3 separate regions of the Homo sapiens genome follow, and regions 2 and 3 are each linked to region 1. Evidence: chromatin loops called from intact Hi-C (ENCODE). Cell type or tissue: Calu3. All regions are shown on one strand.

Region 1 (8,000 bases):
TGTTTTCATCTTAAAAGTGAAGAATATGAGAAAAATGCCTGCCTTTCTCCCATACAGCTTAGATCATTAACTGTGAAAAGAATTTCTGAATTATTCTAGTAGGCTATCTCCAGGGAGCCTCCTGGATTTCCTTGCTAGTGGTCAGGCAGCGGTACAGAGATGCTATATGACATATACCTAGTGCCTCTTATATTGAAAGATTATATACTCATTTAAATATTAATTACTTAATTCACTCGCTACTGAACACTTGTCGTTACTGACATTAGTCAAGTCAGCAAAAGATTAATCTGTAATATCTTATTCCTAGTTTTTGAAGACTTCTAAAATATTCACTGAATTCCAGAGTCTAGAGAGATAAATGGGCTGTTCATATTGTATTGGTGGGACTGAATATCCCTCCTCTGACAGTATATATGCTCTTCTTTTCACTGAGGCCCCTGAGGTGCAGTAGGCATTTGCTGCTTCAGGTAGCATCTCCAGTGTGATCTCTTAACTGACTTTACTAACTAAATTGCACAAGTAGGAACATTCTATTTTCAGGTAACTCTCTCTATTCTGCCTTTGTATAAAAACATCATATTGTGCATTTTCAGCTGGTTCCATTAAATTCAAAGTTAAGGGAAATCCTGTGGGAGTTTTCAGTCTATTGTACATATAGATACTAGCGGTTTTACTCTCACACCATATGACACCACTCATAACATCAGTTACAATTATTTCTTTGAATATAAGTGACATAATAAAGATGAACTCGATAATAGTATTATGCATAACATTTACTTGTATCAGAGAACTTTGGTATTTTTTGATCAAATTATTAACTCTCTTATGAAATATTAAAATGTGACCTGTTGGAAAACACACTGATATTGAACCATGAAAACACAAGTACCCCAATAATAGGGTATAAAATGTTAATACTAGATATAACAGAATTGTAGCTTGCAAAAACTGGCAGCTTATCTACTTGTCTACATAAGAAAAACAATCAATTATATTTTTTTGCATTTTTATTTGTCCATATTCCATCACATCAAATTTGTACATGTTGACATCTTTGATGATAAACTTCTTAGAAATAGGCATTTTGATACATACCATGATACATCTTCCCAAGTTAAAAGATTAGTGTTAATTCTGGGCACTATATTTTAAACACTTTACCAATTTAGTATCAATGGATTTCTTAAATTTATATTATCTACTGGATAGTATTATAGGAAATCTATTTAAACTAAGAAAACATCCACTATTCTAAAAATGAAAAAATTTCTATAGTCAACATTTACTGAAGATTGTCCAATAAAAAGACAAAAAGGCCAAACGTGTCACATAAAATTGAGGACTCCCTTTTTGTTTCTCCTGATAAATATTCTACCTGTACTTAGAAAATACAAGCTTCTGTTCTTTCTACAGTGGGGGACAATTTAAAAGCTTACACAATTGAAAAATGATTCTTATGTAATCCTGAGTATTACATCTGCTATCTGTCTCAATGTGTCAATGGCTAGTGATAATAAATACTTCTTTGCTGACAATTTATTCCGAATTTATATTAAGTCAGCAAAGTCACTTTCTCTGAGCATGGTTTTGTTTATTATTTGTTTGTTTACAGGAGGAATTACCAAACCTATTCATGACTGGCTTGTATTGGTCCTGATGCAAAATCTATCTTTTAATCATTTATTTATGAGTATGATGTTGCTTTACAAGACAATTGTAGAATGAAATATTTAAACATTTGCTGTTAGATCTTCATTAAGGCAATATAAATTTACACTACAAATGCTAGTGAATACTAATACTTTAATCCATATTAGCCATTTTACAAGCATTGTCATAAACTATTTTCCTTTGCCACACATGAAAAAATTCTAATAATCAATTCAACTGGAAAACTAATTTATATTAGTTGTTAATCATTTTAATTACATGATGATGACAGTTATGGGTAGGGCATCATTTTTCTCCTCGGGATTTTTATTTTCTCCTCTTACCTCCATTATGGAAACAAAACAAAACAAAAACAAAAAGAACAAATTGCACCCCTATTTCTATAGCCCTTTCCCAGCATCCTTGTTTCTCATATGCATAAACTGATATTTAAATATCTACTGTTAACTTGGTGGATTCAGCCTCTCAAGGCTATTTTCAACCTGCTTCCTCCCTTCCTGTGTTCCGCGGGCTAGTGAGTGAACTCCTTATTGATAAAATCCAATGTTTACAGACAAAAATAACATCTCTAAGTTGACATGTGATTTTGCACTGTTTTCAGATGAGGTGAGTATGACACATTAATCAGAGGTACTTAGAATTTTAGGTCAGTTTTGCAATAAATTTTTCAGGTGCATTTTAAAGGTCTTTGAAGACCATAAGCCTATGTTAATGTTAAACGACTTTTTTTTTCTTTTTTCTTTTTCTTTTTTTTTTTTTTTAAACAAAAGGATCTGGAAAGGTAACCTACCTTTATGTGACAGGCGTAACCGGGGGTGGGTAGTATCAGCTGTATGACCTCCTGTCCAAAGCTCCAGTAAGTAACCCCACAGGAGCAAGGTGATAATGTGCCCCGCGGATGCCATGCTGCCGTGTTCACCGTCCAAGCCCTCGCTCCTCACTTTAAGGAGGGTCTGAGTTTTACTTAGGACTTCCCTCCAGGGGCAGCGTGCGAGAGGCTTTGTCAGAAATCGAACGCGTTGTCATCAGAAAGCACAGTTCCGAAGTGCCATTTGTCAGGCTGTATTTGGCTATGTAAAACCTTTCTTTCCTCGGGACAGTTGTTTATAAGCCGGGAGCAAGAGGACATTCCAAAGAGTGAGTCTTCAGAGCCATGTCCTGTCTAGAGCGCTCTTCAGCAACTACGCCGGTAGATTCAGGAAGAAGCTGTATTTTTCAGTCACTTGGGCAAAGCTGTTCATTCAGAAAAAAAAAAAAAAAAGAGAGAAAAAAACAAAACCGAGCACACGCACTCCCTTCTCCCGTGGAGGTCCTCTCTTCGGGCTCCTGGAAGCCTCTCAGAAGTCAGCCTCTTGCACTGACTTGCCAAACTGCTAGTTTTAATTCACCTTTCACCTTGCTAATTAAAAACAAGAAGTGCCATTCCCTCTAGGAGTCGCAGGATCCACCCAGCAGGGATGCAGTCTGTCAGTGGCTGTTTACAGGAAAGTTCAGGCAGGGTTGAGCAGCGTACTTGCTGTTTCTAGGAAGTATTTCTGGTCCACGTGCCTCGCTCCCATCCTCCCTCCCAGTCATAACCAGCCCCACGTTACTCAGCAGCAGGAGAGAAGTCCACATTTTGATGGGGGAAATGGGGAGTTCGGGAGGGGTGATGACATAGACTGATTATTTAAGAATAGGTGACAGACAAGGATGTGGCATCAGAAAGCGCTTTTAAATTCTTACCAAGATAAATTGACCTAAGTTGAATAAATCCAACTTCTTTTGAAAATAATCTATTTGTAACCATCCAGAATCCAAATTCTGTTTTTCACTGTTGCCATAAGGTTTTTTTCAAAATTAAGTCTTTTTCTATTGCTTATATCTTAGGGATGTTATTTTTAAACTCTTTTAAGAAAAGTGTGTTTCAAGAGCCTGAAAAAAAAAAGTTCATCTGTGACTGTCTCATAAATTTGATAGAAATGATAAATTATTTACTTAAGCAAATTGGTCAAATGAAATTAAAGGCAAATCCTTTGTCCTAAAGCAATTCCTAAATTTTACTTCAAATTTAGGAATGTTGAAGTAATTTCCCCCAGGTAAGGTAACTGGCAAAGTTGAGATTCACCACCCAAGGGATTTCTATAAAGCAGGTATTAGAAAACTTAGGATGTGCAATACCTTAGGATTCAACTGCTATGGACTTCCAGAGTTGATTTTCCAAGGCACTGTGTTTGTGTAAATAAGCTTAACACAATAGGTCAACTTTACAATCTACCTTCAATCAATCTCAAAAACTAAGCCAAACACTCAGGAGCTGTTGGCATGGAAATGAATGGTATTATGTTAAGATACCAATAAACTTGAATAGATATTTGATTTGATAGTGGAGAGTTAAATGGTAAACACTGATCTCAACTATGATAACTTTTTCTTATTCTGTATTTTAAATGCTAATAGTTAAAAACTTTTTGAGAATTATGTTTTAAAATCACGAAACTATAACAAAAAGATAACATGTGTCACCCTGATATTTTTGCATTATATAGAAGCATATGTACAGCCAGGCATTCTCTACCCATTTTTCTAATCATGAGATGTTCTTGTACAAGCAGAGTATATTTAGCAAAATGTAAATGTCACTGGACATTATAAATAATTAGATTTCCAAGGTCTACAAAAGATAGCAAACTCTAAACATTATTTAACAGTAAAATGACATGAAGTTATTTAGAGACTTTTAACCTGGAATGCTTGCATATTTTAAAAGCCAGTCTGATGAGCTACAGACCTAAAGGTTGCTCTAAATGTGATACATTGTACCTTCAAAATTCTCTTTTGCTTTCTTCTAGGATGGAAACAAATGACAAAATAAATAGCAGCTCTTATATGTGTTATCTAATAGTAGGATTATAGGAAAAGTAAATGTGGTGCCTACACCTTTTATTGCAAATTCATGGCTACTCTCACATAGCTGAAATTCTACTTAAGATTGCATAGTGCCTGTCCTAACTCTACTATAGAACTGAGACAATGTGAGACATTACAATCATTTCATTAGTACACAAAATATGCACCTCTAAAGTGTTGACAAGAGAATATATGTTATGAATGCCAAGATCTGTCTTTGGTTTTACATCTCATCCTTCAGATTAAGTTGGAGCAATTTAGAAGTAAATGCCAGAATAATGGGTTGTTTAGATTCCTCAAAATGTGCTTTGGCTTATCTGCCAGTTGTCAATGTCCTTACTTATTTCTTTTAACTACTCTTTATGTCCTTTTACCTTTATCTTTATCCTATAGAAAATATATAGATGATGCCAAAAAATGACTGTTAAGAAAACTATCTATAGTCTCAGTTTCCCCTATGTGGCATTAGCAATGGAATAAAGAGTCTTTGGGACCAAATTAGTCACTTACATCATAAAATAAAACAAGAAGAATCCTCAGAAGTAGAGTCATCAAATAGCTCATCATCTAAACAAGACTTTTTTTGAGAATAAAAGAGGCTTCTATTCATAATTACACACAAATCAATAATACTATAGACAAATCACAACATCAAAATCTGAATCCTTGGGAGCCATTTCTAGATACTCTTGGGAAACATGGAAATAGAAAATTAAAAACAATAACAACAACTGACTCACCACCAACAGTAAGGGAAGAGCTTTAGTGGACTGAAAAACTTTGGAGTTACCAACAATATCAGGTGATGTTACTGTATTTGATTTGAGAGGATCCAGGCTAGCAGTTTGAACAATATCAGACAACAAGGAAAACCAGGGGAGAAGATAAATGCCAATTAGAAAGGAATTGATTGCCAGGTCAAGGGTTTTATTCCAAAATCTCTCATTCTTGCTAGTCTTACATCATTGTATGAAGAGCAATCTCAGTCTGGTAGAAAAAGGAGAAAAATAAAAAAAGAAAATTGGGTACTCATCAGGAGCTGCAGTCTCCCCCATGATGGGTTCCATCACTGGTTCTCCAATTTCAACAGCAGAAAATCAACTAGCTTCTACAACAAGCCCTCCCAGGAGGCAATCCCATACTATCTGCTGTTGAATCAACCTCAGGTACTTGTTGAAGAACAGCTTGCTATGCCCCACCTCATGTTCCCAGTTTGCCTGAAATTTTACGTTCTAAGATTTGTGTTTGACAGATGTTCCTTTAGGGCAGTGTTACCAAAACATTAGGCATCTGTTTACCACATTCACCATTTTTAGTATAACACATAGTATCTGCAATTAAACTTAAATTAATATAAAATGAAACCATTACCTCATAGGCTTCATGTCCTACTTGTATTTTTCAAATACATGCAAAAACCAAACAGTCGTAAAAGTTTGTTTCTACATGACTTAAAATTATCTTGCATACTGTGGGAGACAGTACCTATCAATATTCCTTCAATATCGTATCATCAATATTCATTCCTGGGTATATGGGAGACTATACTTTCCAGCTCCTTGGCAGTCATGTGAATTCACTTGACTAATTCTAGCCAAGGAAATATGAGCAGAAGTGATATGTATCACATCTGGGCTGAGGCAGTGAAATATTCCTAAGAAATCATTTGGTCTTTCTGAAGCCCTTTCTGTGGCAAAAGAGGAGAACTTACCTTGAAATGGTGGCAGGATGAAATTGAATCATCTTACATTACTGAATCACCACTGGAGACAGCTACCCTAGAAAGTTACTCAGACTCACAAGAGACTTTGTATGAATGGGAGGAAACATGTTATGTTAAGCTACTTAGTTTATTTGTTACCACAGCAGAGCGTAGCCTCTCCTGACTAAATGCACACACTGTACCTACTGTGCTTCAGGGAACATGCTTTTGGACAAACTTAGAGCATTAACAAGTTGCTGATGGGGTATTACGGTGTATTCCATTCTATGTGCCACTAAAACTTACTTCAGCAGAAGTTATTCATACAGACAGGCAGAGATGTGGATACTTGAGGGCCAAGTAAGAGGTAAAGTAATTCCCTGTGCCACTTGTAGAATGGGGTGGAATATGCCTTTAGCTTTTCCAGTTGAACATTTACACAAAAATGATGACATATACATTATTTATAGGTGGACAACATTACACAGTACTACATCTGAAGAACATTATGATTAAAAGCATTAAAAAAAACCAAACTATCAAAATAGCAATAATAATTACCCTTTTTATAACTAAACACAGAAATACATAAATTTTATAAATATATAAGGGCTTAAAATACTTAGATAACATAACTTCTCTGTGGTAGTTATGGCATTTCAGCTTCACTAATCTCTCTTCTATTCCTGCTAGCCCTGCTATCCCAATGACCTCCAGTCTGGAGCACCTCAAATGTCCCACCAATAAGACCTGCTGTTGCTGCTGCTGCCGCCATTGCTGCTTCCGGGTTTTACAGTTCAGGACTGCTAATGCTTTTATTGGTCATTCTATTCAGATGCCTTATATCACAGAATTTGTAAAGGATCTAGAGTCTGGATTGACTGTTTCCCACATTCAGTGATTCAGGCAGATAAGGACAGATAACTACATCACTCCTGATTTGTATGCTGCTAAGCGTAGTCCCGGAGAATGGCATTCCATCAATTAGTACCATATACGATCCAATCATTCACCAATCATTCACCCGCCTGAAAGAGGTTTGGCTAATGTTATTTTGATGTTATCATTTGGATGGCTGACAATCCAATAAGTTGGCCTAGTATTTTTCCATTTTTGACCAGCTATTCTAAAAAGCAAAAAAGACTCATAAAATTTTAATGAAATTGCTCTCATAAAATTTTAAAATTCTTTGTTTCCAAATTATACTAGGTTTATTCTCATTTTCTTTTAGGTCTTTAATAATAAAGAAAAGCAGAATAAGCATTTGGAGCCAATATAAGCTTTAATGAACTTTAATCAAAGAGCAGTCATGATTTGCATGCCTTTTCATGGCAAAATGAAATGATTAATTCTGAAAATTCTATAATATACAGGCCCTGGGAGGTTTTCCTATACTCTTCCTTATAGGTTATAGAGAATTCCTTAAAGAGACAGAACTCCAATCAGTTGCTTTAAAAAATCTAACATTCTATTAAAAAAAAAAATCTGACATTCTGAAAAAACACTTCTATAATATGTTATAATTGATGGGTTTCTATGTCTTTTGTTATACATATTTGTGAGTTACTGGTGGCACCAGTGGTGAATTGGTTATAATATGTTACTATTAATCTCAATATCTAGCACTATACTCCAAACTGATTCCACTTTAAAATGAATAAAAATAATGATTACTGTTAACTTTTTGTTTTCTATATGCTAGGCAGCATGCAAGGCATATTCATATAAAATC
Region 2 (8,000 bases), 120 kb before region 1:
GAATTTAGAGAGCACATTTGTGCAGGGGCCACACAACATTCCTAGAAGCAGGTGGTGTGTTTTATGAATTTAACACGTCATTCATTGTACATAGTATAGAATTGTGAGCTCTCGTGCTATTAAAATATTGTGACATTTTAAAAGCTTATCCCTGAAAAAAAGTTATACATGATATAAATATGGCTTTTTCCTTCTTTCTGATCTACTTTTAATTCTGAGATTTAATGTTCTCTTTCTGTCTCTCTTTTTAAAATCTGCTTAGTTTTCTAAGTTTAAATTAGGAATTCAACCCGTAACTCTCTACTGGTTGTCTAAATACCTCTCAATGCTGTGGGATGCATCAGGTAGTCCATCAGTTTCATCACCTTAAAGAAATCTCTCCTGGAGCCTCTGCTTGGCAGCACAGTGGACTAGCCACCCTCTGTTGGTGCAGCTCTCATCCTGAGATCTCACATCACTCTTACTCTGGGGATTCCTTTTGCTTCTTCCTGACCTGAATCCCTTCTTTCTGGATTGGCTACTCTTTCTTGGCTAATCATCCTGTTTTACTGAAGTACATCATCTAAGAGTTTTCTAAGAAACGGTGCATCAAGCTTAACTTTTTGAGAACTTGCATGTCTGAACCGTGTTTATTCAATGCCCTAAGTTAATTGACACTTTGTCTGAATACAGAATTCTATATTGGAAAACATTTTCCTCTGAAATTAGATGGCATTTTCTGTTGCCTCCTGGATTTTAGAGTTGAAGCTATGAAGAACAAAGCAATATTAATCCCTGAAAATTACGTAACCTGTTTTTTCATTTTAATTTTTTTTCCCTGGAACCTCACAGAGCCTTTTATATTTCTCCAGTGTTCTAAAATGTTATGATGACCTGCTTTGGTATGAGTTTGTTTTCATCCATTGTACTGGGCTCTCTCAATCTAAAAATACATTTATTTAATTACTAAAAAAAGTATTCAATTACTTTATTGATGACTTCTCTCACATATGTTCTGTTTTCTCTTTCTGCAATGCTTATTTTTTGAACTTCTGGGGTGACCTCAGATTTTCTTGTTTTCTCATGTATTTTTTTCATCATTTCCCCCTACTTCTGGAATATTTCCTCAACTTTAATTTTTACAACTTCCTCTGAGATTTTTATTCTTCTTCGCATACTTTTAAATTCAAAGAGCTGTTTTATTTTCTGCTCATTTTTAAAGTAGCAATTTGATCTTGTTTCATGGATGCAATATTTTCTCTGATCTTTATGAAGATCTTTATTTTCTTCCAGAATAGTTTGTTTCTTCTAAGTTCCTTCATTTTTGTTTGTTTGGGTTTTTTTTTTTTTTTTTCGTCTCTATATTTCATTTTAGATGATTTCCTTAGCTATCCAGTGATCTTGGGTTGTATACTTGTGTTTAAAAGCAGCTCAAGAATGGAATCTCTAAGCCCATGGGTAGAGCTTGTCAACTGTAAGCTTTGCTATAGAAAGGGTTGGTAGGTTATTTTTTTTTTTTTAGGAAGTCCAGCATCAATATATTTCTTTAGACTAGTCAGATTCCTCTGAGGAGAATATTTCAACTGTGTCTCTGGAGAGCTGCCAGCATTCTGAAGCCTTAGGAAAAGAAGGCTAGGTGGCTCTCAATAGAACTGGCATGAATTCAATGATAATGACAGCCTATACACATTTCTTCCCAAGTTGACATTCTAGGATATCATGTTGACTGTTAGAAATTGGATGTGGTGGTACAATTTACACCATGGAGGTCGGAAAATCCTACAAATCAAGGCTCTTTCTTCCCAGAGAGATGGTTTTTAAACACATAGCAGCACAGCATCTGTCTTGATATTTAATATTTATTGTTTCACTTGTTTCCCTGATTTCAGTCCAGTACTTCAGTGCAAAGATACTCTGTTCTACCTACTTCAAAGAAAAAAAAATTATTTCATTATTTTCAGGGATATTGGAGAGGAAGTAGAAAGGTTATATTGGATAAGGTAGAAGATCTGGGGTTCCAACTGCTTATTAAACAGACTTTTTAACCAAAGTTTTGAATCCAACCTCTGCCCTCACTGATATAGGTGCTTGGCACTTTCAATTCCTGAAGCTTTGGAGGAGATTCCATGGAACAAATCAAGTTTTTTCTTGATTTGTGCCTTTGTGGGATTAAGATTTGGCCACCTCGGTTCTGCCAAATCAATTACACTCATCCATGTGCTATCCACTTGCCAAGATTAAGTTGCTATTGTTTTCTATCCCCTTCTTATAGTTCAGTGGTTTGTGCTTTAAAAGTTCTTTTTGTTTTAGAAGGAATAGGAGAATATTTTTAAAATGTGTATATGTTGTCATCTATCTTTATTCAACTGAATTTTTAATCAACCAGTTAAACCGTGGGAGGGTCCCAAGTAGTCTCATATTGTGGCTGCACGTGGATCAGCTCTGACTACCTCCATGTCCCTGTTGGAGGTTAATTGTGACCTCATAATGATATGTTCAAGCCCCAACCCCCAGCTTTGCGAGTGTGACCTTCTTTGCAAATAGAGTCTTATAAGGTAATATGAGGTCATACTGGATTAGTTCTTAACCAATCACTAGTGTGCTTGTAAGGGAAGGGGAATTTGGATATAGAGGTGTGGGGAAGACCATGTGACAGTGGTGGCAAAGAATGGAGCAATGCATCTGCAAGCCACAGAATGCCCAGGACTGGCAGCAACCACCATGAGCTAAGAAGTGGGGGGGAAAAAAAGGTTTTTTTCTCTAGATCCTTCAGAGGGAACATGGTTCTATGGACATATTAATTTTGGACTTCCAGCCTCAAGGACTGTGAGAAATTAAATTTCTGTTGCTTAAGGCAATTCCACTTGTGGTACTTTGTTATGGCAGCCCTAGAAAACTAATACAACCACCAGTGATCTTCTCCCAAGGCTTTACTCATTCCTTGGAGTAGGTGGACAAATAAGGAGAAAGGAAGTCTAGGCCATCGGCAGCACTATGACCATTTAAGCATTAAACCCTGCTCCTATGGAGTATATGACAGTTAGGTCCCTGCTTCTGCCAACTCCTGCTCAATTATCTTAGGTATTCAAGAATTTAGGTTACAACTACACCCTAGTTGTAAAGCCTCAGATATATATATTCAAAGATATTTATACTTAAACATTGGAAGCTGTAAGTGCAGATCAGCTTTGGGGTTTCAATATTTCATCCTTGAGATTGGCAATTTTCAATCATAATTGGTAGCAAAGACTTCTTGAGCTAAGATAGCATTTTCATGAAGTATTTTCCCAGAATCATATATATTGTCAATATTTACGTAGAATTTTTGTGATTTTTTTTTTGTTTGTTGTCATTAGTGATATTTTGGGAAACAACTTATATCATTTGTGGCAATTAATATAAAAATATTTACACAGTGATTATATTTAAAACCTGTTTTCTGCCTAAAGTAATTGAGTACTTAAACATCTAAGGTTAAGAAAACCAAGAAAAAGAATAAGTTAGTTATAATAAGACAGATGACCTTTTAAACAAAAACGTTATAACCCATGTCTATACATATAATGAAAATGATTATTTGATTTACACTGAATTACTGAACCTATAAAATATATTCTTACATATAATTTTTGTCAGAATTCTTACTATAATGCCCTTTTTGGTAGGAAAAAGTAACTGTCATCTAAGTTAGCCTACTGACAATACTGAATATAAATAAAATTTAAAGTCTCTACATAATATACATTATAAAAACTAATCTTTAGCAAATGAGCTATGAAGCATTTCTAACTTGGGAAACTCAAACAAAAATAAATCTTGAAAAATAATTTAAAACTTGAAATATCAAAAATCACAAGTGTAGCAACCGATATTTTCATCTATTTCTTTGAAGTTAGAATAGAAATACAATATTATCAGGGATTGAATAGGAGCTTTGTTGGAACTGATGATAAGGACTGTTTAAGACTAGCTGGGATTTATGAGAGATCAGACCATGAAAATCGTTCAAGTAGTAAACTGTCAATTATAAGGTGTGGTTAACAAGAGCACGAAGCTTGGCATAGATAAGTAATATTGCCAAAATTTCTTTATAAGTTCAATTTACTATTGATTTTAATATTAAATACTCATTCAATTATCTATACAGGCAAGAAAAGACTGGAAAAGTAAAACCTAAGTCTTCATTATAAAAGCTATTCTTATCCAAATCTTTAATGTTTTCAACATTTTAACTTACCAACTCCACTTGCAAACTATGACCAATAAAATAAAATATAATCTAGTTAACATAATTAGGGTCTCAAATTTTTAATAAATCTTTGAAACAAATACATTTTCAGAAAGAGAATATTATCAGAACAAAAAGGATGCAATAACATTTAAATGAAAAAATGATTTATTAGTGTTCTCTACCTTCAGATAGTCTTTTAGATTTTTTAATGAATTATACTATAAAGGGTTTAAATACGTGAAAAATATGCTCAAGTGGAGAGGTAAATACTTTTTAGATGATGAAAGTGTCATATCTCTACAAAAATCTTCCAGACAAGGTCTGAGCTTAAAAGAGTATTCAAGTTGCCCATTTACCCTCATTATAAGTTAACATTCTGGTAGAGTATTTGAAATCATTCACATAGTAATCATTGGAATGCAACATAAGTGTTTAAAATAGTAATTAAAGAATTTACAACTACCAGGAGAAGCAGCTCTTCAGATGACTAGAAAATTACATGCTTGATAAAGGGGATGAAAGGTCATTTCTACCACGGAGCACTCTAACTTGGCATGCACGTTATGAATAGCATCATGGCCTAAAACTGTACTTCAGTTATTGTGTTAATACATTTGTCCTAGTTTGCCCATGACCTTGCTTTCTTTCTAAGAGTGACTGATTCATGAAGACATTAACCAAGGTATAGAGGAGTTAATAGCTGTTTCTGTATACTCTTGGTAATTATGGTAATTTGAGCTGCCCGTCAAAAACTAGCAAATATGTTTTATAAAATAAACATAAAAGCATATTGTAAGGAGATTCAATTCCTTATGAAGATTAGATCTTGACTTCCAAAAAATTTACAAACATTTTGTGAACCCAGGTAATCTATGCATACGAAGAGACTTTAATCTTAAAATAGCCAAGAGTTAGATCATTCATACTTGACTTTAGCTAGTCTATCCAGGATATACTGTTATCTGGAAAGATGTCAGAAAAAAGCTGAGCAGAGTGATAGAGACCCTAACCAAGTGGCTGGAATCCATTGAACTGAAATGCTAGGTAGGGATACTAAGCAAAAATCAAGTATTAGTATTCTCTCAATAGTGCAAACTCAACTCTAATTGGGTCAAGCATTTAGAAAAGGAAAATTTGGGCATTCGTATGCCCTTGATTTCTCCCTTTCCCTCCATCTCTCCTTCTCTCCCCTTCCCAAATCTTTATATCGGATTATACTTTCTTCTCTCCATCTGTAGTAAAGCCCACTTAATATTTATTTATAATCTAAAAATTATTACATAAATTATTAAATATAGTCATTTTTCTGTATGTATAAACACATCATATTTGAGTTCAAATTTTACTCAATCATATTTTCTATGTGCTGTCAACTTTTCTAGGCCGTGGGCATAATGCAGTGATCAAAAGAGAATCATTGATGAGAAGGAAACTTACATTCAGTGGGCACAGATCTAGATTTAATGTTGTTGATTGTTTACTATAAGGTTCCTGCTACTACTCTAAGGCCTTTAACCTTGCTTATTATTCATTACAATAACCCTGTGAGTAGGTAATATGATTTTCTCCATTTTATAGATTAGAAAACTGAAGAACAAAAAAATTAATTTTTAAAACGTCTTAAATAACCAGTAGCAGAACATAAATCAAGTATTCTGCCTAAAAATATGTCTTCAGAACCACTTTGTAATACTGCCTCTCACTATAAACAAATATCAGAAAAAACTTTTATTAATGTTATCATAAAAAGTCTTCAGTGCTAAAGTTGATACTACATATATAGGTATTGGTTAAACAAATCACTGAAGAATTTTACAATGGAACAGTATATAGCCATTAAAAGGCAGGAGTAAATTTTATTCATTCTACGTGAAACAATTTCCAATATATATTCTTTTTAAAAATATTCAAGGTTTGGCCAGGCGTGGTGGCTCATGCCTGTAATCCCAACACTTTGGGAGGCTGAGGCGGGTGGATCCCCTGAGGTCAGGAGTTCGAGACCAGCCTGACCAAAATGGTGAAACCCCATCTCTACTAAAAATACAAAAAATCAGTCAGGTGTGGTGGTGCATGCCTGTAATCCCAGCTACTAGGGAGGCTGAGGCAGGAGAATCACTTGAACCCGGGAGGCGGAGGCTGCAGTGAGCCAAGATTGCGCCACTGTACTCCAGCCTGGGCAACAAAAGTGAAACTCCGTCGGGGGAAAAAAAAAATTCAAGGTTCTAGATAGTCAGCAGACATGAATTTGATGTAGTTTGTATTTTATAAAGTAATTAATATTTTATAATTTATTTTATACATCACACACAAAAACACATACGTACATTTTCACATACACACAGACATTTTCCAATAAAATTACCAAGGATTATTTTTAAGAAACAGAATGTAGTATTTGCAATAGCATGAAAAGTTTTATCTTAGTACACATTATCAATAAAACATATTTATAAAATAAAATCATCTTGCCCTAATATGTGCTTACCATTAAAATGACTCTATAATTAAGCATCTAAAGTTAATATTTTATTTGTTCAAGTATAAATATTTATTTCTACTTTGTAAGAAAATCAAACAAGGAGTAAACAAGTTGGGAAAATTCATAGTTTTTTTTTTTTTAACAAGTTATTTGTGTGCATGTGTGCTTCTTGATTGGAATATTCTTTTTTTTTTTTTTTTTTTTTCCGAGATGGAGTTTTGCTCTGTCACCCAGGCTGGAGTGCAGTGATGCAATCTTGACTCACTGCAACCTCTGCTTCCTGGGTTCAAGTGATTCTCCTGCCTCAGCCTCTGGTTCCAGAGTAGCTGGGATTACAGGTGCGTGCCACCATGCCCAGTGAATTTTTGTATTTTTAGTAGTGATGGGGTTTCACTACGTTGGCCAGGCTGGTCTCGAACTCCTGACCTCAAGCGATCTGCCCACTTTGGCCTCCCAAAGTGCTGGGATTACAGGCGTGAGCCACCGTTCCCAGCCAATTGGAATATTCTTAATAGAGACATCTTCAAATATCCATATTTTTCTTTCATGTTTGCATGACATTAACTTATCTAAAGTTTATTTTCCAAGTTAGAGCAGATACTGAGCGTAAAAATGAATAAATTTTAAGATAGCAAAATATTTTACTTAAATAGTTCACTTCTTTTGTACTGTAAAAATTATGGAGTGAAGATTTGTATGTTTTCTCTGATTAATTTGAACCACATTAAGACATAAGATTGGCACCTATGAAAATAATTTTAATATAAATATTTGCATTCAACTATTCCATATGGGAATCATCGGGAGACAGGACATTTGGCTTTTGGCTCTGAAAACAACATGTGATAAACGTGACTTTTTAAAGTTAGCATGCATTGCTGACTGTTATTTCTGGGTAAAACATGTATAAATTAGGGAAACTTGAAGGAGATAGTTCAATGCAAAAATTTAAGACAACATTAAAAAAATTAGGAATCTTTTTAGATTTTAAGGTTTCTTCATTTCAACACCTCTTTATTTTTCTTGTTATATTTTTCTTGATTCCTTATTTTCTTGGGATTTGAGAACATAAAATGGAGTTAAAATGCTCTTCTCACATTCTGGAGAGATAATTGGCAGATAAGACTTTAGGAAATCCATACTCCACTGTCTTTCCTGTCCAGAACTGAATATTCTCAAAGTGATTTAATATTTATTTCCCTTACTACAGTATGGAAGTGATGAGGACACACACCAAGATGACTCATTCTACTTTTAGAGAGAAGCACTTAGTAGTGACTGGCACATCACAGGAATTTAATCAATAGTCTC
Region 3 (8,000 bases), 100 kb before region 1:
CCACAAAAGTGTGATGCTTTATATATGTACAGACTAAAAAAAGTTTACTAGTCTTAAGGCTTTAGGGAAGTTACTTACTATGTTAATATGGGCCTCAGTTTTTCCTAATTATACCTACCTGTAGGACTGGTATAGTGTTAAGTTCTTTTTATTATAGTGTATGCTCAGTAAGTGATGGTTATTATTATTGATAGTCTTGCACTGATAAAACACATGGATTGACAAAATGTTTGTTCTGGGGAAGCAGAAAAAACAGATGTAAAGTTATTTGGATAAGTCAGTCAAAAAGAAAATAAAAGCTCACAAACTTCAGTCTTAAGGCAGTTAATTGCCATGAATACCCTTAAATGTTTAACATGTTGTTCCAAAAGCAGCAATAAAATAAAACTGAATGAACTTTTTTTTTATTAAACAAGACAAAAAGCCAAATTTGCAAGGGTTGCAAGTACCAAAATACTTCTCTGATTCCAGAGAGACTGCCTATGTGTCCAGACTCATATAAACTCAAAGTTGTGTTTTGATTTCTCAATATGGTAAAGTTCCATCTAATGTCATTCTCTTAACAAGCTCTTTTGTAATGGGAAGTTTGTGATTTAATAGCTTTAGAAATATAATGTGATACATGACTGTAAAAATGCTTGTTGATTCCCTACAAGCTAAGACAGCTCTATTGTAACTAAAACGGTAAAGTGAATTCCTCCTGGCAGAAGATGATATAGATGGAAAGAGGTGAGGAAATTGATTAAATATGGCTCTTTTCCTAAGCAGATGAATAACTCTATATTGCTCGTTCTGCATGCCTATAAAATAATACAATGAACAATGTTGACTTCATAATTGAGAACATACTCCCATTTTGCTAGGTATAGGCAAAAGAGAAAACACAAGCTAAAACCTCAATATCAAGGTAATGTTTATAGCACTATATTTTCACACTTCTTGATCAGTTTACCTTAACGTTTAATCTTTAGTTAGGTCAAACATTCTTTATTCATTATATTTTTGATGTAACCTTCCCTCCCACAAATGCTTTCTAAATTGTCACTTTCTCTTTTCTCTTTCACAGAGCAAGTTCCCTTAGAATAAAGACATTAACAAAAAAATTATATAAAGTACCAATTAAATTATTTCCTGAGATTTCCTGAAACATGTTGGAAATAGGCACCTGTATCATTGCCCAGTAGAAAATAACTAACTATTTGTGGGTTTTTAATGGCAGGCTTGTTAAAATACATTTAAGAGAAGTATATAAATTTCTTTTATTGTGTTCTTCCTTACTTCGCCATTTATTTAAAACCTTAATTACAGATAATTGAGAAGTACAGTGCTTGAACAAATCCATTATATATTATATCAAATAATAATGTTGTTTAGAAGTGGTGTTAATTCTTCATTCGAGCAGCTATGCCTATAAATAATAATCAGTTCTAAGCCCCAAGTTAATGACTATTTACTCATATGATTTGTAGAAGCCTAGAGAGATCCAACTGGGGAGGCATGAAAGCTTCACTGATGAGAAAGGTTTCTGCTGTATTGTGTTCCAAAATCCCGGTTAGCACAGTGCCAGACACTAAGTGCTCACATGTATGCTTTTTCCTAAGTAATTTATATGCATTATCTTATTTAACTATTGTGACAACTCAATGTTGTAGATATGAATAATATTTTCATTTTATTTATGGGAAAAACTGAAGGTCATGATTTACATCGTTTCCCTAAAGACATGTTGCCTATAAACAGGTAGAGGTGGGATTCCAAGTATCTCTGAATCTAAGCCTTGAAGTTGGCATTCTTAACATAGGCCAGTAGGATTCTTAGGCTGTAGTTTCATATTGTTTCCATCTCATCTAGGTGGGACCCTTTATGCCACTGCTTCATATCTCCTTGGATTAGTCATGTGTATTTAAAGCCATGATTTAATGGTTTCCTTGACTTGAACGAAATATATTTGCTGAAAAAATTGAATGTTTAATATTTTTCCCAATTCACAGGGATAATTAAACTACTAGATGAAAGCATTTTCAATCATAAACATTTGGTGCCAGCTAATAAATGCTACAATTTAACAAAATTAATGAACCAGCAACAGAAATACATTAATAGGAAACTTAGGATATGATGGCCTTGCTAAATCAGAAAGTTAGCTATTACTTGTTGATTCCAAAATGAATATTTGAAGATGTGATTTTATTGTGCATTTATACCTCATTCAGTGCTAGGAATGTTTAGAAACGGGAGCCATAATTGAATAAGCTACATGGGGGCATAGCCCATCTAGAACTATGTTCATTTGCTAAGATGGCAAATGTTCTTCCTTTGTCTTCCAAGCCTCTTAAATCAACTAAACTCCTGGGGCCATGCCTTCCCCCAGTCCCATTCCTATCCATTTTGAGTCAGTCCTTCCAGGCCACAGTGATTTTTATCATGCACTTCATAATTACAAAATTCTTCCCCCAATCCCCAAATACCTACTATGATTTGTCTTGAAAGCTTTTCAAGGCTTTATTAAACTTGTAGTTTTATATCCAGTGTGATACCCTTCCTTGGCATAATTCCCCAGCTATTTAGGTCAAAACTGTTGAAGAGAAATGAAAAAAAAAAAAAAAAAGAAATAGTGGAGAAAACAAACAGATGTGCCAGTCAAAACTAGGGAAATGCTGTGCAGTTTGAACTTTTAACTGTTAAGGACATTTGACAGGGCTCTCTTGCCTCTACTGGGGATAAGTCAGAAGAAAATTATATGTTAGCACCATTTTCCAGTAGTATACTGTATGGATGTATATGTATGTGTGTGTGTGTTTATGTGTGTATCCAGTAGAATGTGTGTATATATATACAAATATATATCCAGTATTATATATATATATAATATATATCTCCAGTAGTATGACGGATATCTATATAACATTATATATTATATATCATATATGATAAAAATATTATATATTATATATATTTTATTGTGCATTTATACTTCATTTAGTGCTAGGAATGTTTAGAAATGGGAGCCATAATTGAATAAGCTACATGGGGGCATATTATATAAAAATATTATATATTATATTTTTATATTTTATATATAATTATATATGTACACATATTATCCCACGATGACAAGTATTATAATGTATCAGTATTAGATAAGATTGGATAAAGAAAAACTGCAGGCTTTTATTTGGGAAAAAAATTTCATGTTTGATAGAATTATCTATACCAGTATCTTATAATGTTCCACTAAAACACCAATATTTACAAATCTTATTACCCTGAATAACTATAGGCTTACTAGATGACTGGATAACTTAACTAGTTGAATACTAGGTGCTTAATGAAACATGTTAAGATGCATTATAATAAGGGGTGTGTGTGTGTGTGTGTGTGTGTGTGTGTGTGTGTGTGTGTGTTGAGAAAGGAGGGGAATATAGTGAATGTGGGACCACTAGCTCTAGGGCTAGTGGGGAGGAGGAGGCTGCCAAAGGCACAGAGTCCAGTCTTTTGGTAGCATGGGAGTAAGAACTGGCAAGGATGGAGAAGACAAAGACAAAACATAACCAGCATTTCCTACGTTAACAATTTTACTCAAGACAAATCTTACATTCATTTGTTTTTCTTCCATTAGCTGATATAGATTTCACTTTAGGATCAACATTAGATTTGTATCAATACCCCATTATGTACTTTGAAATAACTTCTTATTAGTGTCTTAAACTTTTTCATGCTATCCACTGAGTCTAGACAAAAGATTTCATGTTCATTGTATCACTATGTCTCATATTCCAATGGAAAATAAATTAATGATGAGTAACACAGTGCACGTTCAAGTTATGAGTGTACGTATCTATTTAGCAATAAAGATATGGCTGATTTGTGTCAAAAGGCAGAGCAAACTGGTTGAAGTAAATGTTACCAAATCCTACATCAAAATTTTATTGATGAAGATACCTTACTCAAACTTGTTTAAACAAAAAGTGCATGACAAATTTAAGATGAAATTAAGCAAGCCTAATGTCTGATTATAAAGCAAGAATGGTGACATTTGAAAATGATAAGCAATGATAAGCAAGGCTGAGAATGAACTAATAAGCTGTCTTTCCTAAAATGTCAACCAATTGCCTATGTGATACATCCTGAGAGTTTTGAAAAACCACCAAATGTTAACTGGAGCCAAATTTTCTTAGAATACTGATTTAACATCGTAAGTGTATTTTAATAAACATTATAATTTTATTTCTGAATAACACCTTTTGGTAATCTTTATGAAGTAATATTTTAAGTTATTATTAATTAGCATTTAGGCAGAGTCAGACATCACAGTTGATGGGACTTCATATTATTCACCCATAAATACCACACAAGTCTAACAATCTGAGACTAGTTCATCGAGATGCTGTCAGTAGAATCATTGCTCTATAAACTTTTCTAATTTTTCTCCAGTTGGCAAAATTGCAGCTAGAATTTTAACACGAAGCCCAAATCTATGTAAGAAAACCATCAACTCTGATTTTCTTTATGGGTGTGATTTCCCTTAACAATGGAATCACTTATTCTGCCACATTTCACAGCCTAAATAAGGAAGGTAACTCGTGGTAGTTTAGTTGAGCTGGTCCGCTGTGGTCAGACATACTTTGGTATAACTGCCACCAAAATGATGAATGCATGGTATTATTATTTTCTTATCAAATCATGTCTAAAGATTTATGTTTAACCTTAGGAAATTGGCTGCTTGCCAAAACCTCTTGGTTGCTGCTAGAGATGTTGGTTAGCAGGTTTGTCTAAAGCAAACACAGGCCAAGGCAAATTTTCTTCCACCCACAGAGTTTCAGAGGGGTATATCCTGCCTTTTAACTGCCAGGTGAGGCAAGCAGCCAGACTCCAGTAGGCTTACTAAAGCAGACATATGAAAAAGTTCACCCACTCTGAGGCTAGAGTAATCATTAATCTTTCAACAGAAAATAAATACACAAGATGAGGAACTGGTAGCATTTCCCAGTCTGGATGAGGCTGCCAGATCCAGAGGGGTGAACTTGGCTACCCTCAGTAGAATATCCTCTTCCATATCTGGCTCCAGTGAGACCAAGGTGGGCACATGAACCAGAGATTTAGTCTCCTCTATTTCCTGTCTTTGTTCCAGGATTAATCTCTCTCTACTTCCTTTTAAACACACTGTATCTATCCTGAGGCCTTTCCTTTCTCCATTTTCACATCTATGTTTAAGAGATTTTAGAGAAACAGAGAACTGAGATGAACTTGATCACTTCTGACACCCACATTGATGCTATAATTTTGGAAGCAATTAAAAATATTTAATGACTAAGTTTTCTCCACCTTACAGCTCTACTTCAAGTTTTTCATGGCTTGCTAGAAACAAGTCAAGGTATAAAGATCTGTGATTTACTACTTCCCCAGGGCCTGTCTTCTTTATAGAAGTATGACTATTACAATATTCTAGTTAAGTCCAAAAACTATCTCTTTATCTAAATTAAATTATACATGACTCTGAGACTCCACTAAACAGAAAGGAGGAGTTTCAGTCGTGTGCATTATTGAGATTTTTTTCCCTCTCTAGAGAGTCTAGAGATCTTTAGAGTCTTTTATATCTAGAAAGAGTATTTGGTAAGTGGATCCTTTGGTCTTTGGTCCACCTGGTCACCTCTGTTAATATTTGTAGTCCCAGGCTGCATAATCCCTTAAGAAGTTGTCAATTCTCTGCCGTTTCTAAAACTTGAGCACTGAGATTCTTACTGAGGCTGACAGCCTTAGTGCCTAGCACACTAATATGTTGTTCCTAAATACACCACGCAGCCTTTTCCTCTTAGGTATGACTGCATGCCTGAAGCAAGGAAAATAAGAGTCCTCACTACTCCCAGATGCTCCAACTCTGACCTGGGTCCAATAAGGACCTATCTTATTCACAAATTCTATTCCTCCCTCTCCTCCTCTGGGCATAAACTCTCAACATTTAGGATTTAGAGAACAAAATCCAGGAAGAAGTCGAGCAACTTTCTCTTTCAGCCTATCACAACATATGCTCCAAAGACAAAGAAGCCCAAAGGCCTGGCTACCATCTGGGAATTTGCAAGTATGCAAATAAGAAGGACAAAACAGAAACTAATATCTCATATTAAACAATATTTCATCTCCAACCAAATAGAAACTTTTGATACTGGAATTCTACATAATGAAAACTCAATTTTTGAGTTATATGGAAACATTCATATCAACATTTTATACCAATTTATATTTGTATAGCTCTTTAATTGACATTATACTTTAACATGTTATCTCATTTAACGTCTCAACAAACTAGCACTACTCTTATCTCTATTCAAGCACAACTTTTACATATCATAAAGGCTATTTGCTAATTATAAATGGAACAGCCCATCCATCAGATGGACCTGAGTTAGAGTCCTGGTTTTACCATCTATTAGTCTGATTATCAAATCCAATTATGCTTTTCCTGTCTTTGACATTTGTCACTATTTTCCTTTACACACAAACATGGCTTCTTTAATGATTTATTTTTCATTTTAAATATACTTTTATCCCATTCGTATCATTAAAATTGAATGGAACCTGTGCTCATATTTAGGTATTTCATCAATTTCCATTGAATCATTATTGTCTCTGTATCTAATGTCTAACTCACCTTTTCTTAATTCTATATCCATAGGACATTTTCACCAATATTACTATTAAAGATAAACAGTAAAATGTAAACATGTAAAAATGACTTTATCCACTTATTTTCATCTTCTGCTAGATCCCAGACAAGTATACTAAAAGTTCTAGGCTTCCTCATGAGTGTCAGCAACATGAGTGCTTTTTCATTTTTCCATAATCTAATCATTATGAGGTTAAACCCATTCTTTCTTCCCTTTTCTTCTGTGCATTTATGGCCGTAACAGTTTCAGCTCAGCAATGAATGGCAAATAATCATATTTAGGAGTTTCATTTCCAAAATCAATCTTTTTCTAGGTTAAAGCATCCACATTATTAACATTGGCATGTCAAAATACCCTCGTCTATCCTGCAGTAAATTTCTTTAGTCCATAATTTTTGCAATGTAAAAACCACAGTTTTATTTACGCCATTTGAGGTTACACAAATCAATCCACAAAAAAATATGTTAAAGAAACATCGTAAGCCAAGAAAATCAACTGTCTTCATTCATCTAATCTGCTTCGATATTAAACACATATGGTATTGACTATATAGGTCGCCTATCATTTAGAGAACGGATAACACCCACATTCACAATTGCTTTAGACAGATGGTATTTTGTGTTGATCCAAATCCTTGTTTTGAAGAACTAATCAAATTGTTATGATCTTACAATGGTTATTCTATCCATTTCCAGTAAGCTAACTTCTGAATTCCTGTGCATGTGTGTGGCACCCAGTGATATCAGTGGAATGCTGACATATATAGTAAGGCATGAACAGGCATTACTTCATTTCAACATTTTATATGAGTCTGCTCCAATTAGGGGAAATTAGGGTTGTTGCTCTTCCTTCTTCACCATTGTTGATTTTTAAAAAATTGTGGCATATCTTTTTCAAAAGGTAAACAAAATAATACATTCTAAATGTAAATGAGAAGCTATTATCTGACATTCATTTATTGAGAAAACACATGCCATTTAAAGAGAATTTTTGTTTTGTTTTGTTTATATTACAGAATATCCACCAGTTTTAGCATCTTACTCTATTATTGTATCCATTATTTTATCATCTACTCATCAGAAAATTCATTTCTATATCAAGAAGTTCTGATAAGATGACCAAGAGAAACTCCAACCATTTCCTGGAATCATTAATCTGTGACACTGTACAAGAGAGTTGGTAAATATATGAGAAGTCCCACACATCAACAAGAAAAATGCAAACATCCCACTAGAAAAAATAGGCAAGAAATATGATTAGACTTTCACAAAAGAGGACATACATTTCAATACACATATAAAAAGTTTTCAACCTCATTAGTAATAAAAGTATAAC

The links. A loop is a pair of places that touch in the nucleus more often than their neighbours do. Peaks named below come from ENCODE experiments on the same cell type or tissue, not always from the same donor. Only the 100,000 strongest peaks of a DNase experiment are listed, where the experiment ranks them.
Region 2: a loop joins it to region 1, with 4 times the contacts of the local background. A loop is called at or near these places in 7 of 110 quality-filtered maps.
Region 3: a loop joins it to region 1, with 4 times the contacts of the local background. A loop is called at or near these places in 3 of 110 quality-filtered maps.

The regions. Positions count from the first base shown.
Region 1 is chr7:83,645,961-83,653,960 of GRCh38, forward strand. SEMA3E (semaphorin 3E) reads right to left here and starts at 3,179. Exons shown (of 17, transcript NM_012431.3): 1 at 2,468-3,179. The coding sequence starts at 2,582. In Calu3, no CTCF peak of the experiment used is centred here; DNase peaks (open chromatin) are centred at 2,641 and 3,181.
Region 2 is chr7:83,524,469-83,532,468 of GRCh38, forward strand. All of the region lies in intron 1 of SEMA3E (semaphorin 3E), which reads right to left. Among named protein-coding and RNA genes, the nearest start is that of SEMA3E, 120 kb to the right of the region's middle. In Calu3, no CTCF peak of the experiment used is centred here; no DNase peak of the experiment used is centred here.
Region 3 is chr7:83,542,962-83,550,961 of GRCh38, forward strand. All of the region lies in intron 1 of SEMA3E (semaphorin 3E), which reads right to left. Among named protein-coding and RNA genes, the nearest start is that of SEMA3E, 100 kb to the right of the region's middle. In Calu3, no CTCF peak of the experiment used is centred here; a DNase peak (open chromatin) is centred at 4,790.